2 separate regions of the Mus musculus genome follow, and region 1 is linked to region 2. A link is a contact called in ENCODE POLR2A ChIA-PET data. All regions are on one chromosome and are shown on one strand. Each heading gives the region's core, a stretch centred on a gene start or an enhancer-like site at or near the end of the contact. The rest is flanking DNA. Distances are from core to core; before and after follow the strand shown.

What was found. ChIA-PET counts read pairs that join two places held with the same protein, here RNA polymerase II (POLR2A).
Region 1: POLR2A ChIA-PET joins it to region 2 with 10 read pairs in embryonic stem cell. The contact joins the promoter of Fto here to the promoter of Aktip in region 2. POLR2A ChIA-PET finds 5 or more read pairs at or near these places in 2 of 5 experiments (Patski and embryonic stem cell).

What each region holds. Positions count from the first base shown.
Region 1 is chr8:91,312,070-91,316,240 of GRCm38, reverse strand. It overlaps Fto (fat mass and obesity associated), which reads right to left and starts at 2,716. Exons shown (of 9, transcript NM_011936.2): 1 at 2,621-2,716. The coding sequence starts at 2,665. Rpgrip1l (Rpgrip1-like) reads left to right here and starts at 3,019. Exons shown (of 26, transcript NM_173431.2): 1 at 3,019-3,038.
Region 2 is chr8:91,131,935-91,135,927 of GRCm38, reverse strand. It overlaps Aktip (thymoma viral proto-oncogene 1 interacting protein), which reads left to right and starts at 1,901. Exons shown (of 10, transcript NM_001302266.1): 1 at 1,901-2,028.

The DNA of each region.
Region 1 (4,171 bases), core at 1,467-3,966, 180 kb before region 2:
GGGTATGTGGATAATTAATCCATGATTGATATGGGAGGACCCAGCCCACTGTGGGTGGTGCCACCCTGGGCACATGGTCCTGGACACTATCAAAAAGGGCAAGCCAGTAAGCAATGTTCTTCCAGGGTTTCTGCTACAGTTCCTCCCAAGAGTTCTTGCCTTGGCTTTCCTCAATGATGAATTATCACAAGACAGTGAAGATAACATAAACACTTTCCTCCCCTGCTGGCTTTTAGTTGTGGTGTTCTATCACAGCAACAGAAAAGAATAGTAAGTAAATAAACAAACAAATATAAAAAAAAGTGGTGTGTCCAGAAATAGGAATGTCATCTACTGGGTAATGGGAAGCATGGATAAGTGTTATAAGATCTACGAACCTCGGCATGGATGAACACGTATGGTGAGTGAAAGCAGCCAAACAGAAAGGTCACATATACATGATTCTATTTATATGGTAATGTTCTGGGGCTAGAGATGGCCCAGTTAATGACGTGCTTGCCACAATCGAGAGGACCTGAGTGTGGATCGCCAGCCCCATGTAAAAAGCCAAGTGCAGTGCAGGCCTGAAATGCCAGCTCAGCAAAGGTGAAGATAGGAAGATCTCCAGGGCTTGCTGAGAAGCAAGCCTAGCTCAGTGAGTGAGCAGCTCGGTGAGTGAGCTCTGAGTTCCAGGAGAGCTCCTGTCCCAAAATAAGGTGAAAAGCAACTGAAAAAGAAACTCAGTGTGGAGCTTTCATCTTGACAGACACACACCAGCACATGCACCTGCATACATGCATACAGACGTACACAGATGACAGACACACACACACATACAATATCCATCAAAGGTGGCCCTAGCAAGCAAACAAACAAACAAACAAACAAACAAATTGCCTAGACACAGAGGTGAAATACTTTGGGAAATGGCAAATGGACGCATTACGCAGTGTAAATAAAGATACAGGATTTTTCCATGGCTGTTTTCCTTGTTAGCCTCCAACCTGTAAGAATCCAAATGCCCAGCCACAGGTGAGTGAATGAATAAGTGGAATCACACAAAGTGCACTACCACTCAGCCACAGAAACGGAACAATTGATAACATGTGCGTTAACACGTATAGGTCTCAAAAATTACTGTGATCAGTAAAAACGGCATCCGGGTATATGCTGTCTGCTTCGGCTTAGATGAAAAACTCTAGAAAGCATAGATTCAACAATCATGACTGATCGCATGACTGCCTGGGGGTAAAATAAAGAAATCGGCTGTAAAGAAATAACTTTTTAAAAGAGCCATGCCCTCTATGCAACTGGAACATTTTGCATATACGTACAGTCAAAACTTATCAAATTGTTCACAACAAATGACTGCAAGATTCTCTCTATACACTGGGCCTTAACTTAGCTGAACAGAAAGTCAAGCAATCACTTACGATTACTGAGACATTGTCTAGGACTTAACACAACTACCTGTGCTTCGCATCAGCCAGTACTTCAATGTCTTTCACAAAGAGACTAGAAATGGAGCTAGGAGATTAGAGAGGGGCAGCTCCTGATCCCTAATGCCACCTAGGAAACAAAAGGCCCTGAGCAAAGGCCAACTTCTGCCAGACTCCGTGTCCATGTCTGTAAAATACATAACTCAGGCCATTACACCCAAGACCCAAAACCCTTAGATTCCTAACTGACTTAGGAATCTTACAAGACAAAATTCTACGACAGCAAGTACTGTACCTGTTTTATTTCCTACTGATCCTCGCTGCCAGTATTTACCTACCATAGAATAAGCACCAAACGGCATAGCCAAGGGCCTTTGGCCAAATGAGCTACAGACAAGAGAGACTTTTAAGATGGGCAGAATCTGTTGTGTCCACTGAGGGGGACTGAATGCTGATAAGTTAGAACAAATCAATAGGTCCCAACTTTGGGGATGGGGGAAAAGGAAAATATTGAGCTTCCAGTGCTCATCTTCATAACGGACTGTTTATACTCTACCTATGTAATATCTGTCTTGCCATCTGCTGCAATGATATGAAATAATTATGCATTTAATGTAGGTGTCTGATACAAAAAAAAAAAAATGCTGCAAATAAGTCGCCGTTGCTGTTACTGTCATCCCAAGGAGTGTCCACTGTCAGAAAGCTGAACAGCAAGGACGGAGTCCAGGAATGTACTACCCACAGAAGCTATGTAAAGCGTATCTGATGTGCTGACCACGCAGACAAGTCATCTGGCCATTGAGGCAATGCTCCAAATAAAAACATGTCACCATACTAAATCTGTGGCTCAGCTGCGCTCGAGCTGAAAACACACAGGTGGTAAACTGGTAAACTGAGGCTCGAGAGTGGCTACAAATATAACCAAGGAATAGGGACAGAAGCAGGACAGGGACATAGATGTCTATCTTTTCATTTCTGACCAAGACTAACTGTATCCAGATCTGCATCCAGAGCAATATGAATTCACAGCACAGACGTGCGCGCGCACACTCACACCACGTCTGCAGGTCTCTTGCAAACAAGGCCCTGACACCCCTTGGCTTAACGCCGAGCATCCACTCAGCCATCCCAGCGGGTCTGCGGGTCCCCTGCCTCTAGCCCGGGACTAACACAGAATCCCAGACGCCCGGAGCCCCACATACCTTAGCTTCCCGCTCTCGTTCCTCCGCGGTCTGGACGCGCTTCATGCTGCTACTAAAGCCGCCTTCGCCACCGTGGGCCGTGTTCCCCCTCGCCCTGGACCCCGCCTCCTGTGTGTAGTTCTCTCAACGGCTCTCTCCCGCCTGGAGCCATTTGCTCTAATACCTAGAAGAACTACCCTTCCCAGAATGCTGCGCGAGACTCCCGAGTACTCCTTGGGCTCCGGAGCTGAATTTCTCCAGTCAGCTAGCAGGGCTAGCGTAGTCCGCTACGCGACCCGCCGACGGCCCGCACCCTACGGAGAACTACATTTCCCAGTGGGTAACGGGACTCACTGTTTTCCCGTGCTCCTCTGGGCCTGCAGAGGCTCGCGCCCTGGGCGCTATAGCAACCGGTAGCTAGCTGAGGGCGAACGCGGAGGTGAGTACTCTGTGAGGTGGGGGCTAATGCAGGTTGGCTGGCTCTTCCGCGGCCTCACAACTGAGCCTGGAGTCTGTTCGAAGCCCAGGATAGACCTGGGATTCTTGCGTGGAAAGCAGTCCATCCCGACACACCTCCACATCCGCAGGCCTGCATCTGACTCGCCCTGACCGCCCGCCCAGCCAGAAACGCAGCTGATAAGAATTGGCAACCCTAAGTCCTACAACTCAAAGGTCCCAGTCACATTTCACTCTGTTTCCCAGAAACTGGGCTTGGATGGTAGAACCTAAGCCTCCCAAGAGGCTTGTTACTGTTGTTGTTGTTGGCTTGTTACTGTTGTTGTTGTTGCTGCTGCTGCTGATTGTCGATTAGTTTTTAAAAGGGGGTCTCCCTATGCATCCTAGGCTGGCCTTAAACTAGCCTTTTTAGCCCATGCTCGTCTCAAATTCAATCAATAATAGGTCTTGCCTCAAGTTCCCACCACCACAATCAGTTTCTAGTGGCCTATCTTTTATTCTTTATTACTGTTTCTCATCTGACTACTCCCATAGTCTGTTAAAGCCATTACAGGGCAGAGACTTTGTTTAAACTCAGTGCCTGGCATTCATTCATTCATTCATTCATTCAATAAATGATAGCGTTAATGTCTACTATGTGACATCAGATAGCAGAAGAGGAACTATTTGGGGGAGGAAGGAGACCAGTGAGAGGAAGCTAGAGAGATGGGGGGGGGAGTGGTAGGGGACAGATATAAGCAAGAAACTATGATATAGGTGTGAAAATATACTAGGTTAAAAATGCATGACATGACAATGAATTACGATACAACTCTGGGATAATGACAAAGGCTGTTGCTGTAAGCAATAAGCCACAGCAGGGTGGTGGCACACTCAGGACAAATTCAGAGTCTACTCAGGGCATGGTGACACCCGACTTTAATCGTAACACTCTGGAAGTAGAGGCAGGGAGATCTTTGAATTCCAGCCAAGTTTATATAGTGAGATGACCCCCCCCCCCATTTTTTAAAGAAAAAAAAAACACAAGGAAAAAATAGAGAATTTGAGGCCAGTATGTTTAGTGTTCTTGGTGAATTTCATGTCAGCCTAGACAGCCTGGGCTTCCCTTGAAAAAGA
Region 2 (3,993 bases), core at 652-3,151:
GCCCAGGGGAGGGTGGCTAGGATTGCTCAGTACTGTGCAGTGAATTAGAGAGCTGTCCCACTCCAGGTTTGGAGGCTTTAAGGCCAAGGGCAGCCTTCACAGAATTGGGCTAGACCAGGAAGGAGGTGGCCAGAAAAGGTCGTCTTGAAAGCCAGGGGCCGTTGGGTTTTATGGAGCATGAAATGTACCCAGTGGGAGGCATTTGAACAGGGAAAGGTCACAAGTGTTTCAGGTCAAAGTGAGAGCGACACGCAAGAACTAGGTGGGAGCGGGCTACACGCCGCCATGGGAGAGGGCCTCCAACTTCGGTGCTAGAGACCTTTGTGACACCGGTTCCCTGGTTCTCAAGCCCCTGACAGATCTGTGGAGGGGCTGACTAGAGGCAAGCTCCCCTGACGCCCTGCCTCTTGAATGACAAAAAAGGAAAGGAAGCGACTGCTGTTAGGTATGGTGAAGGACAAAGTTTATGGCAGATAAAAGGGGGTGCAGAGACAGAGGCAGAGACATCTGGGAGAGTGAACATCCCCAGACTGAGCTGCGCCACCTGAGGAGATGTGGAAACAGAGAGCTAGAAGGGGAGCTGCCAACCAAGAGAGGCAGCTTGGTCTAAGAGACTGGCTAAGAGAGTAAGGGGTAAACTGAAAGGAGCAGGTAACCAAAATGGCTGAGTTACATGGGGAAGGGCTTCTAGGGAGAAAGGCAGCATGTTTCCCGGGCGGGGAAAAATTAGAGTAGGGGCCAGACATATCTTGTAACAAGTAGGGACTAAGGGATGCAGGCCACAGTAGAAACAGAGACTGTAGGCTGCAAGTCTGGCCATTTAAGATTTACACAGCCAAATATTGCCAGATTTCTTCCTTCCTTCCTTCCTTCCTTCCTTCCTTCCTTCCTTCCTTCCTTCCTTCCTTCTTTTTTTTTTTTTTTGGGGGGGGGGGTTCAAGACAGGGTTTTTCTGTGTAGCCCTGGCTGTCCTGGAACTCTGTAGACCAGGCTGGCCTAGAACTCGGAAATCTGCCTACCACTGCCTACCAAGTGCTGGGATTAAAGGCGTGCGCGCCACCACTGCCCGGCGCCAGAATTATTTCTTAAGTACATCAGTGTTGTTCGATAATAGTCGTTACAGAGGGTCATCTTGGCCACTGGGCAGAATTATGCTTTTCTCCAGAGAAACGGGGCTTTATGTCAGGCCAGAACTTCAGGATGCTTGTATCCGTTAGAGACACGTTCTTTGATACGCTAATGTGTTTAATGGCTGGTTGTAAATCAGGGTTGTCTTTTTTTTGGTTATGGGAATGGAACCTAATGCACATCAATCCCCGGGAAGAAACATTTACAGAATTCTTTCTAACAAGCCTGATAACTTTGGATTTATTGTAAAGGTAGCACTACCTCAGCTAAATTCTACTCTGTGTCACTTATTGTCTCCTAAGCAAGTTGATTAATAAATCCCATCACTCCCACCAGGGAGCTGCAGACCTCCCTCTCCAGCCAGTGGCTCAGAGTCCAGGCCTGGATACCGGCTGACGCTTGGCGGAGCCAAGAGCTAGCAGCAATCACTGCCGGAGACTGGCTATAGTGGCTGCCGCATAAACCTCTGGGTGGGTATCCATGGTGACTGACACACGCCACGTCCAATGGCGGCCTGGTGCCTGTTTGTTTCTCGTCCCAGCCTCCCCAGGGATTGAAGCTTCTTTGACTGACAGCTCGTCCCTGGGCGCTGTTACGTAAGGGGGAGGTACGAGCGCGGCCCCACCCGAGCGGCGCTAACTTGATTGGCAGGACGGAGCTCCAAGCCCCAACACCTCCCGGAAGTACGTTTTTGATGGACGGCGAGAGAGAGCCATTCGGCATGGGTATCCGAGCGGAAGCGCCCAGTCTAGGGCGTGTCCAGGGCGTGTCCCGCTGAGGGCAGGGCGGGGCGGGGCTCTGCGGGAGAGGAGCGGCAGGGGCCGGGCTGCAGGACAGCCGGAGATGCTGTTGGCCCGCGGTGGCGCTCGGCCCCCAGCGCTCCGCACCGAGGGCATCCAGGTAAGCGTCTCACCTCTGGGCTGGTGGCTACCGAGTCGTCAGGACAGAGGGTTTGTGTCCGCGGCCCGGCGTTCGGTTCCCTGGGGTGCGCTAGGGACCGGGGCGACGGCGGCCGCGCGGGGACACGGGGGCGGGGCCGCACCTGTGCGCTGCAGGCACCTGCTGCACCCGAGGAAGAGGGCGGCAGGGTTGGTGGCGCTCTGCTCCGCTTGGTCTGCCCCTCCTGCGCTGGGTCCCGTCTGTCTGGCGAGGGGCTGACATGAAGCCCCAGGCTCTCGGCCTCGGCTGCAGACTAGCGGGCCCAGCCAGCCTCCAACTCGCTTCCAGGCTAGGGCCGGGCACCAGCCTTACATCACCTCGGGACAGGTTTGTCCAGATTCTCTACGTGCTCCGAAATGGGATTGTGCCCCGGGCCAGGGTGCCCGGCCCAGCTAGCTGCCCAGCCAGCCGGGCTGTCGGAGGCCCGGGCTGTTTACTTTTCCTCGGTCCTGTCTGGTGGCCTCTTAATGTGGAATTTCGTAAACCCTTTTTGGGGTGATAACATTAGTTAGCTCTGTGTCACAGAAGAACGATGGTAGCTAGGTCTCATTGGCCCTCTGCGGTATACTCACTGTCGCATAGGTGAAGATGCAGACTTCGCTCAGCTGTGTAAATGCATGCAATCATTTTTTTTTTTTAAGAGTCAGAGGAGCAGGAAGTCTGGTGGTATTTTCTGCGAATAAGGATGGAACCTGTTTTCCTTACATCTGTCATTACTATTGGACGATGTCATGCTATGCTTATGGTAGATTGCTCATCTAGCAAACTGTAGTTTCTGAAAAGTTGGCTACGGTTCCTTGTGCTTATGTTGCTATTGGAACCACTGAGTTAAAAATATGGCTGCGCTGGACGGTACATGGTACCTTTTGGAGGAACTGAGGGCCATGTACTGAATTTTTAAAGGCAGAAGACATGAAAGGTGCCCAGTGCCAGTACATTTACAAATAGGAAATGCCACGCCTCTCAAGAGGTGAAGAAAAACCTTGAGAAAACATGTGTGTCTAGGCAGTGGGTTACTAGTCCTTAAGGAAAATATATAGTTTTCATTTGAGCCAAACAGGAACATAACCCTCCTTGAATTTTTGATGCACTATGGTGTCAGCCACCTTTAAAAGCAGGTTTGCAAAGCCCTACCTGGCTGCAAGTCAGCAAGTTAGTGGGAGAAGTGGGATCCCTGTCCTCTGGTTTAATTACTGGGTGACACTGTCTCCTGGAAAGCACGGCAGCAGTTATAGGCACTGGCTGGTACCCACCCATGGATGCTATATGCCCACAAGGCACTGCTGATTAGAGATACTGGTATAGCATTGCTTCTTAGAAATGTGAGTTTTGACCCCTTTCACCTTCAGGGATATAAATAAGAAGCCATCCTTTTAAACTCAGCAGACTTTGTGGAGGGAGTCTTGCAGCTGAGCTGGCTACTTTTGTGTCTGTCTTTGTATATTTACTAAGCCACCCACTGACCTTGTGGTCTTTGAAACCTGGTTTCTTTTTTTTTTTTTTTTTAAAGATTTATTTATTGATTATATGTAAGTACACTGTAGCTGTCTTCAGACACTCCAGAAGAGGGCATCAGATTTCATTAGGGATGGTTGTGAGCCACCATGTGGTTGCTGGGATTTGAACTCTGGACCTTCGGAAGAGCAGTCGGGTGCTCTTACCCACTGAGCCATCTCACCAGCCCGAAACCTGGTTTCTTATCCACTACCTGAAGTGTCTCTCTCCTTTGAACCCTCTGTGAATGTACGCATTTGAAATTCCTCAGGTGCAGAATACTGCAGAATTTTATACTGTATTTTTAGTACTTTAAACAAACCTCCTTTTGCTAGGAATACCAGTTACCTGTATTCCCTGTAGGTTAAGGCAGAGGCAGGAAGATTGGGAGTTTGAGGCCAGCCTGGGGTGTATCCTGAATTCCTGACTAAC